Linked DNA regions of Homo sapiens: region 2 is linked to region 1. A link is an interaction called in ENCODE POLR2A ChIA-PET data of the cell type or tissue named here. Cell type or tissue: GM12878. All regions are shown on one strand.

Evidence for each region. Peaks named below come from ENCODE experiments on the same cell type or tissue, not always from the same donor. Only the 100,000 strongest peaks of a DNase experiment are listed, where the experiment ranks them.
Region 2: POLR2A ChIA-PET joins it to region 1 with 7 read pairs; 2 of 35 experiments call an interaction of 5 or more read pairs at or near these places.

What each region holds. Positions count from the first base shown.
Region 1 is chr3:4,836,966-4,841,965 of GRCh38, reverse strand. The region is part of intron 61 of ITPR1 (inositol 1,4,5-trisphosphate receptor type 1); the gene reads right to left. All of the region lies in intron 2 of LOC124906209 (a long non-coding RNA gene), which reads left to right. Among named protein-coding and RNA genes, the nearest start is that of EGOT, 88 kb to the right of the region's middle. In GM12878, no CTCF peak of the experiment used is centred here; a DNase peak (open chromatin) is centred at 3,115.
Region 2 is chr3:5,163,984-5,168,983 of GRCh38, reverse strand. The region is part of intron 1 of ARL8B (ARF like GTPase 8B); the gene reads right to left. Among named protein-coding and RNA genes, the nearest start is that of EDEM1, 21 kb to the left of the region's middle. In GM12878, no CTCF peak of the experiment used is centred here; no DNase peak of the experiment used is centred here.

The sequences.
Region 1 (5,000 bases):
TTCTAGTAATCACAGTTATTTTCTACAGCCCTATAAAATCAGTCATGTTCAGAATGATGAGCCTCAAATACTGAGAAATGAAACCAAACCATCCCTTGAATACAAATATGTTGATTTACTATCAATGTATAGATACAATTCAGATTCTTAGAGTTGATCTCAAATGCTCTGTTTCTCTCTATTTCACCTGGCCAACTCTTACTCAGGCTTTGAAACCAAGCTCCTGAATTACCACCTCTGAGAAGACTTCTGTGGTAATTACTCTAATCCTCTCCCGAAGATCAGATTGAACAAATCACTCCCTTTTCTCCATTCCCAGAGCAATGTGTTCACAGCTCGGTTACACACTCACCAAGTTTAATTATAATTGATCTGTTTACTTGTTTCCCACTCTAGACTTTTAGTTCTTGAAGGCAGAGAAGAGGATCTATTCATCTTTGTAGCCCCAGTACCTAATGCCGCACCTGGCAAACAGGTGTTTCATATGTGTTGGCTGAAAGAAGGAACGGAATTAACCAGACCATACTGCCATTCCTTGAGCATGCCATGCATTTTCATGCCGTTGCTCATGCTGATTCCTTTCCTGGGAAGCCCCCTACTGCATTTCTCTGCCAGCTCAGAAGTCACCTGCTTGTAAGATTATAAAAGCTAAACTCCTTCTGCACTGCAAACTTCACACAGGACCACTACCTACCTACTTCTTTGTGCTCCATGAAACTATTCATGCCTCAAGTCATTCATACTGTATCAGATTGCTAGAGGTCTACTTCTTTGTCTTTCTTGCTAGATCCTGGATCTAGAGGGCAGATGTTGACTTAGTCTTCTTTTGTGGTCCCAGCACAGTATAAGGAACATAGATGCAGTACGGGTCGTTTAATATTCCATTTTCCAACTTTGGGCAGTTATTCTAATCTTGTGTTATGCCTTCTGTCCTTAAGCAGTTAATGTTAGCAAGATAACCCTCTTGTATGAAAAATGCCAAATGCTGTAACATGCTAATGTGATCTGAATTTTCAAGCACTTCTTGTATTCCTAGCAACAGCAAATAATGGTCGCTGTCCTATAGGAAGCCAGTCATATTTTCAAGAAAGTTAGCCCTTCTTAGTATTTGCTCTTTTGCATTATGAAGAAAACATGCAAAAGATTTTTAAGTTCTTACATTAGTTCTCCTCCTTGGAATAAGAATGTAAGAGAATCACATTTAGTGTTCAGAATCTCTTGGGAGGGGAAACTTCAAGATGAGAGGCATCGTTAAATAATACTTAGAATAGCAATCCTAACCAACCATTCTTGGCAATAATAGAAAAAGTGACACCACTAACCATAATTTTACTAATATCCTAACAAGAACTTTTTTCCCTCAGATTGATACATAACGAAACAATCAAAGAGGTAAATAACAGTAAAGATTTAGACCAAAGTCATCCACATTTAAGCTATCGTTGCTCGAGTCTGCTGGTTTTTGAATCAGAAAATCTAAAACAAACAACAACAACAACAAAACAAAAAAAACCTCTAAGTAATGGAGCAATTTTTGTGTTTTCTAGCACTTTTACTAGTGAATGGTATTCTTTCATAGCTGTTTTAAAAAATATCACAAGATTTCTTGGTCATTAATCATTCATGGAGCTTTTATTTTTTAATTCAAAATTTTTTCCCACAAAGGGCAAGAATTCTCACAATTACTATTTAAGAAAGAGCAGCTCTGTAACATATCTGCATTTTTTAATATCTTTTGCACATAAAGGGTTTTTAAACCTTTATGATTGCTATAACCAAACTTAATGAAATTCAAATCTATTCAACAAGTTGATTCTCAAATGCATTAAAGGTTTGTAGGACGTTACATAATCAAAAGAAAACACTGACTACTTCCTTTTAAAAGATGCAAATCCCCCTGCCCCCTCAAAAAAAAAAAAAAAAAAAAAAAAAAAAAGCAGCTATGCTGAATTTTTCCTGTAATTCTGAGTACCTTAAAACTTAAGTAGATCAATCCTGGTAAAAGCACTTGAGAATGTACTACTGGATTCTCATGCTTCTTTTTAACTTATAATATCTTCCAAGAAAAAAAACAGTTCAAATTCATTCACAGGGGAAGGGCTTTCTGAAGAGTGGTTCCAACTGCCAACTTCAAAATAAAAAATGCATAAAAGGCTGGAATCAAGCAGTTTAAACCATACTGGTTTTAATGTCACTTAATGAACCTTAGTCCATATGTAATCAAATTTTACATATTTTGTTTAAACTAAAACTTTGGCTTATCCAGAATAATCTTATCTTGGATTTTAGAAATGCCAAGTCTCTACTATGCTCACTTGTATAAAATGACAATGAATGTATCCTCCATACCATTTAAGTATATGATGCGACTTGACTTCTGAAACTTCAAGCTTTTTTTTAAAAAAAGAGTAAGAACTTAAACAGTCAACCATGAAAGGCAAACAGTACAGTGACATAACAAAGCAAATAAAAACACACACACACACCCCTGACTGGATGATCAGGAGCTCCTGCCCTGGCAATGCCTAAGAACCTTCTGGGCTCCTTTGGTATCCTCATCAAGAAAATAAGGGAATGAGGTGAGATGGCATCTGAAGTCTCGGATACTGTCCTATACCTCTATTCTTTTTTTTTTTTTGAGATGGAATTTCACTCTTGTTGCCCAGGCTGGAGTGCAGTGACGTGATCTCGGCTCACCACAACCTCCGCCTCCTGGGTTCAAGCGATTCTCCTGCCTCAGCCTCCTGAGTAGCTGTGATCACAGGCATGTGCCACCACGTCCAGCTAATTTTGTATTTTTAGTAAAGACAGGGTTTCTCCATGTTGGTCAGGCTGGTCTCGAACTCCTGACCTCAGGTGATCCACCCTCCTTGTCCTCCCAAAATGTTGGGATTACAGGCGTGAGCCACCACGCCCGGCACTATACCTGTATTCTTTACTCTAATTCCTCAGCTCAACTCACTCCTTTGATGAGGCTCAATGGTTTGTAAAGTGTGCACTGAAGCAGAGTCAGAATCACTCTTCGTGAACAATTCAAAATAACAGATTCTTAGCTCTGAAAGGACAGATAGTGTAGGGAGGCGTTGCCTGGTTTTACCACCACAGAATGCCCATTAATAGTTTGTTTCAGATACATTTTAAGAAACTCTCTAGTAAATTGGTAACACCCAGTTTCTCAGATCAACTGAAACATACCCCCAAAGAGCCTCCAAGTGTGACAATGAGAAGCAGAAATGAGTGAGCAAGAATGAATGCCACTCGCATTGGCATGTGAGAGCTAGAATGCCTCACTGTTGCAATTCCAGTACCACGGGTGTGAAACAAAGATCCTCTGTTTCTTTGGAAAATGACACCAGATTTTATGGAGAACTGAAGTGTTCCTTTATTTAAGTATTAGTTCAGTGTCTGTAAGATTTTTTGGCACCTAATTTAAACATCTGATTTAACTGAGATTCTTGTAGCCACAGTTATCTCAAATGGGAGAAGAAGATAACTAAAGCTTGCTGGATGTGTAAAGAAGTTCACCTCACTGGGGGGTTGGGGGGGCAGTGCCAGAAGCAGCTGTAGCCACCAATGTCCTCATGAGTCCTGCAGAACATCTGCCAAATGTTTCACGGCGGGGGGCGGGTAAAATGTTAATATTAAGCAAAGTAATCTAGTTAGATCTTCATTAGTTTTACTTATTTAGGTTATTACTCATTTTATGTAGCTACCAAGCTCAGAGCTATAGACAACCTTCATAAATAAGGCCTTCTTTTCCTACTAGTCTTTTTTATTTGCACCTTAATACAGACGAAAGAAAAGAACTTGAGGCCAAATGGTATCTCAGGGCACAGTTTGGAATAATTTAGTTTGAAAAGAAATATTAATATAAATCTAAGTATGATGATTAAAAATGCTCTGTAAACCATCTCCAGTAAGAGCATTCTAGATGCGGTCTTCATTAGTTATCATCTTTGTAAGAGTGATAAATCACCCGTGGGTGTACCTTGCAACTTACCTCCAGTGCAGACATGGCCCATGCCTATTGCTGTGCAACACTATAATCTTGTCTATGGAGTTGATTAAAGAGCTTTCAGAAACTCACATAAAATGCTGAACTGAACATGATTATCCCAGTCACTTACAGAAATGCACTAATAAAACCAATCAGGGTCTTCTCACCACCCAGGGTACAAGTCCTTAATACACAGCTGCATCCTATCACTAGATAACCACCTGGTGACTGTGGCATGTTCATTTTAATGGAGTCAAAAGGGCAGAAACAGAGTACGCACGGTTTTGTATAAACATGTCCCCTACAACTTACTTTAAATTGGAAACTGCCTGTTTCCAATTTAAATTCTGCCCACAGTACTGCCCGCATCCTGCTTCCTATCCATAAGATAAGGGCGAAGCATTTATCTTACGGATAGGAAGCAGGGTGCAGGCAGTATTTCTGTGGATGGTTGAGGCCTGTGAGATCAGGGAGTATGTCTATATTGTTCACTGTTTTATCCCCAACACCTGGCATAATTCCTGTACTATGATAGCCACTCAGTAAGCCACTGAGAAAAGAATGAAACCAAAAGGGCTTTTCCATGACTATGGTTTAGCCTAGGATGCTGAATTTAAATATATGGGGTGAGGATTTGACAAGTCTGAGGGCTAGGAAGCAAAACAAGAAACAGCTTTTAATCTTCCACAGTACATAAAGTAAAAAGGGTATGGCTTTATGCATAGTGGTTTTTGGACAGTACTTCACTGAAGTAGTCTGCATTTCCCTCCTTTTTTTTGGTTTTGTTTTTCATATTAAAACCATGTCCTGAGCAGCACTGAAAGTAGCACCATGGCTTTATCCTGGAAAAGGGCAGTGAAGGGGATTGGGGTGAGGAGACTGGAGGAGTGAGTGGGTTTGTCCCCTGTTGCCTGGCTCCCTTTTCCATCTAGATGAAGCACTACTGATTTTCCTCATCAGATTTGGTGTGGTGATAGTGGGTGTGGGTGGGGATAGTGATGGG
Region 2 (5,000 bases), 330 kb before region 1:
TATTTTTCTTAAATATTTTCATTGTAATTATATTTATTGTGATAGGCTTTAATCTCTGAGGAGAGATCTACGTGAGATAATGCTCATTTATTTCATATCATTAAGTGTTTTACATAATGAAGAGGCAGGAAAAATAGTAGCTAAAATTTTTAGGTACCAAACTTTACAACTAGCTTGCATGGAAAGCTTTCTAAAAGGCAATATACACTTGGCTAACTTCCCACAAACAACCTATAGAACATGATTTAATGTGTTCTCAATGTTTCTGGGTCAGTTTATCTATTGCAAAACAAGAAAACTAAATTAGATAACACTCAAGGGCCCTCCCTATTGGAGGTAAAGTTTTATGATTATGAACATCAACTACAGCACTTCATAATAAAATAATGTAGGGGGCTGCAGTATACTGGGGTACCCCCGAGCTTTCTCAGGGGTTCATTTATCTCTTTTCTTTACCTTGGCCAACCCTAACAACTTTCCTGTAACTCAGCTGCTACTGCTAACATGCAAAAACCGAAAATTAGCTAATCAAGTCCTTGAGTTTTTACTCCAAAATTCTTGAGTAGAGCAAGATATTCAATAAATATTTGTTGAACAAACTAAGAGTTATTAGGGCCAGGCATAGTGGCTCAAGCTTGTAATTCCAGCACTTTGGGAGGCTGAGACAGGCAGGTTGCTGCGGCCCAGGAGTTCAAGACTAGCCTGGGTGACACGGCAAAACCTTCTCTCTACAAATACAAAAATTAGCCAGGCATGGTTATATGCACCTGTAGTCCCAGCTACTAGGGAGGCTGAGGTGGGAGGATTGCTTGAGCCTGGGAGGTGGAGGTTGAGATCTTAAGAACGATATGACTTTAAGACAAGATTGTGCCACTGTACTCCAGCCTAGACAATAGAGTGAGAGCATGTCTCAAAAAAAACATAGGCCATGAAGGAGGAAAATGCTGGAACTCTTCTGCCAATAAAGTGCTTAACTTTGATGCATGAATTTTGTGCAATAATTACTTTATGGACCTGGAAGTATTTTCTACTTCTTTCCTAGTGTCCAATCTTAATCATCACTTTTCAAAGCTTGTGTTGAACAACTATAACCACTCAGTTGGCAACTGGGCACTAGATACCTGAGAATTTATGTCTGAGCTGTCAAGAAGCTGCTTAATTAAGACTACAGGTTTGGGAAACAGATGTTTAGAAAATACTACTTAGTAGTATATCATTCTACTTATTTTAACAAATTTAACAAACACGTAATACTAAGCACTTAACATTCATCAGCATAGTTTAATCCTTATAACAACCCAATGAAATGAGTAGCATTATCTTCATTTCTCAGATGAGAAAAACAAGGCAAAGTCAGCTTAAGTCACTTGCCTAAAGTCACATTGTTCTTAAGATCTGGATAATTATGAGTTAATCTGACTTGGGGGGGAAAGAGTAGAAAAATAAAAGTAAGTAGTCCCTCCTTATCCTTGGGGGATACGTTCCAAGAACCCCAGTGGATGCCTGACATCACAGATAGAACCTAACCCTATGTACACTATGTTTTTCCCAATACATACATACCTATGATAAAGCTTAATTTATAAATTAGGCACAGTACTCTTCTGCTTTAGAGTCATTATTATTTCAGAGGTTGATCATAGGTAACTGAAACTGGAAAGCAAAACCATGGATAAGAGGGACTACTGTATGCTTTCATGCCTGCCTTCTTAAATGCCATGATCACACGTGGCACTCGCTGTGATTCTGTGATGGCAGATGGAGCTGTCACTGTCATAATGCTTACCCTCCTATAAGCCAAAGTTGCAAGGCAGTGTACCTGGAACTTGGTTGAACAAAATAAATCTGAAGCAAAATAAGATGGTGAAAAGAAGATTATTCTCAAAGTCAGGGAATCTTATTAACAATTATGCTACTTACTAACTAGATGCAAGTCATGTGACCTTGGGATTCAGCTTCCTTATCTAGAAAAAGGAAATTGGAAGAGTATCTCCAGTCACTTCCAGCCCTAACGTTTATGGTTTTATGTTCTATTCATAGGCCGTTCATTTAAAATACAGGTAAGCAAGGAGATGAATGCTACAACAGCAGAAAAATGTGGCTTTTCCCAAATTCATTAGCATACCAAAGGCTAAAGCAGACCTTGTCCTAGAAAGTTCTATCAGTGCCAACACTCCACTTTGCAGCACTTACCTACATTTTCTACTAGAGATCTCAGAAATGAGACAAATGGAAAATGGTGAAGAACGTACAGACAGCAACCAAAGTTAACAGCAGGAAGACTGAAGACATGAGGCGGTGAACCTCCAGTAATGAAAGGACACTTTACTAAAGATATCTTAAGACAGCTGGGCGCGGTGGCTCACACCTGTAATCCCAGCACTTTGGGAGGCCAAGGCAGGTGGATTGCCTGAGCTCAGGAGTTCAAGACCAGTCTGGGCAACATGGTGAAACCCTGCCTCTACTAAAATATAAAAAATTAGCCAGGCATGGTGGGGCTTGCCTGTAGTCCCAGCTACTCCGGAAGCTGATGCAATCGCTTGAACCCAGGAGGCGGAGGTTGCAGTGAGCTGAGATGGCACCACTGCACTCCAGCCTGGGCCACAGAGCATTACCAAAAAAAAAAAAAAAAAAACGAAAGATACCAGCCAGGCGCAGCAGCTCACACCTGTACTCCCAGCACTTTGGGAGGCCGAGGTGGGTGGATCACGAGGTCAAGAAATCAAGACCACCTGGGCCAACATAGTGAAACCCCGTCTGTACTAAAAATACAAAAATTAGCTGGGGGTGGTGGCGCGTGCCTGTAATCCCAACTACTTGGGAGGCTGAGGCAGGAGAATTGCTTGAACCCGGGAAGCGGAGGTTGCAGCGAGCCAAGATCACGCCACTGCACTCCAGTCTGGTGATAAAGCAAGACTCCGTCTCAAAAAAAAAAAAAAAAGATATCTTAAGACAATAGAAACGGGTGAGGGGGCGGGTGCAACTATTCTTTGTAAACAGGTTAATATACCAGAGATGTACTGTGCACTGACTACTTGTAAACAGTGATATCTGACACTGGAAAGAACACAGTGAAATCCTCTTCATATGTTCTAGTGCTTTCAAAGTAGAGTAGTACTAAATGGATTAGGTTAGATTTCACAATTGTTCTTTTAAATGAAGACATGCAGAAAGCAAGCTATTAACAACAGCATGGGAAATGAAGTTTCTCTTTGCTTGACCTGTCCATCTATAGCAGCGGTCCAATACAATACAATAAACTTGAAAAGACAAATAGAAAAATACCTACTTTAACAAATGTCTCATGGTTTTTTTCCTCTAAGAATCATTTTTTAAGGGTGTAGTTATCAAGCCACTTTGTGAAGACAGAATGAAATATGGAGCATGACAAAGCCTCATACTAGATTTTTTCCTTTGGTACAGTACAGAAGAAGCTACTTTTCACATGCTAAACAGAGTGGTCTTTTCTTTCTTTTTAAAACAAAACACACTAGGACTCAATTGTTTAATTCCAAAATTCACACACTGGGCAAACGAGAGGATATGACCAACTAAATACCCAAATTAGTCATTTTTCCTTCTAAGAACTTTTAATTCCTATATGAAGTCACTATAATTACCAATACTCATTTTTCAAATTAGTATTATGCTTTCTGTATTTCTGTAGTAAGTAGAATTTTTTATTTCAATTTACATTAGTAAGAAAAAGAATTACAAACAATTTTTTTTTTGCTAGCAAAGTACTTAAAAGGAAGGTAATAAGATACTCGTCTAGGGGGAAATTTTGATGAAGAGCAAGAAGTTTCACAGTCTGAAAGTGTATCCCCACAAACTGATCATTAGCTGCAAGATGGGGAAAACTAGTATTATACAATGGAGAAATCAGGCAACACTTTGTGTGATTAAAATTAGTATCTCAATGATGCTCAGATTAACATCATGTGCCTACAGACACCATACCATTAGAAGGACACAATATCCCCTATGTAGTATTCCAGCTGAGAATATATAACAGAATCTAATCATCAGACAAACCCAAAACGAGGAACACTCTATTTAAAAGAAGGGTTATGTGTGAATTTTTCAAAAATGTCAATGCCAGAAAAAGAAAAGCTGTAGAAATGTTTCAGACTAACAGAGGCTAAAGAGACATGACAATTAAAAGCAGTACATGATCCTAGACTGCATCCAAAAGGTACCTGATCCTAGTTGGATCCAGTACTGAAGGACAAAAATGGCAACAAATGATATTATTGGGTCAACTGACAAAAATGGAATAGGTAAAATCTATGATGTATCAACTTTTAAATGTACTAAAGTTGGTAACTTAACTATACTCATGTAAAAGAACATCCCTAATCTTAGAAACTACATACTTAGAAAACAAGGGCCTCACCCTCCGATGTTTCAGAAAATTGAATGCTGTAAGGTGATACAAATACACATCAGAAAGCAAATGAGGTAAAATGTTAACCACAGTTTGATCCTAGAAAGGGGTATGAGTGCTGTTTGCAATGCATTTATTTCTGCAACTTTTCTATAAATTTTAAATAATTTCCAAATAAAACAAATTTTAAATAGAAATAATCAAATACTACCTCATTCTTTATTATATCAAGTGCATCTCAAAACAGAAGACAAATCAGTCATGCCACTACCACCTATTACCTACTACAGTAATAATAATAGTAAAATTCATGAACAGAATCAATCATAAAGAATTCTGACAATTAGTTCAGGAAAAAGTAGAAGAGTTATAACTAAAGTTAACCCTTGAACTACACAGGTTTGAAGTGCATATGGGTCCACTTACACATGGATTTTTTCCAAACAAATGCAGATCAAAAATACAGTATTCATGGAATTCAAACACCTAATATATAGGGGGTGGGGAACAACTTTTCATATGTGCAGGGCCGACTGCGGGACTTGAATACGTACAGATTTTGATATACAGAGGGGGTCCTGGAACCAATCCCCCGCATCTACCGAGGGACAAA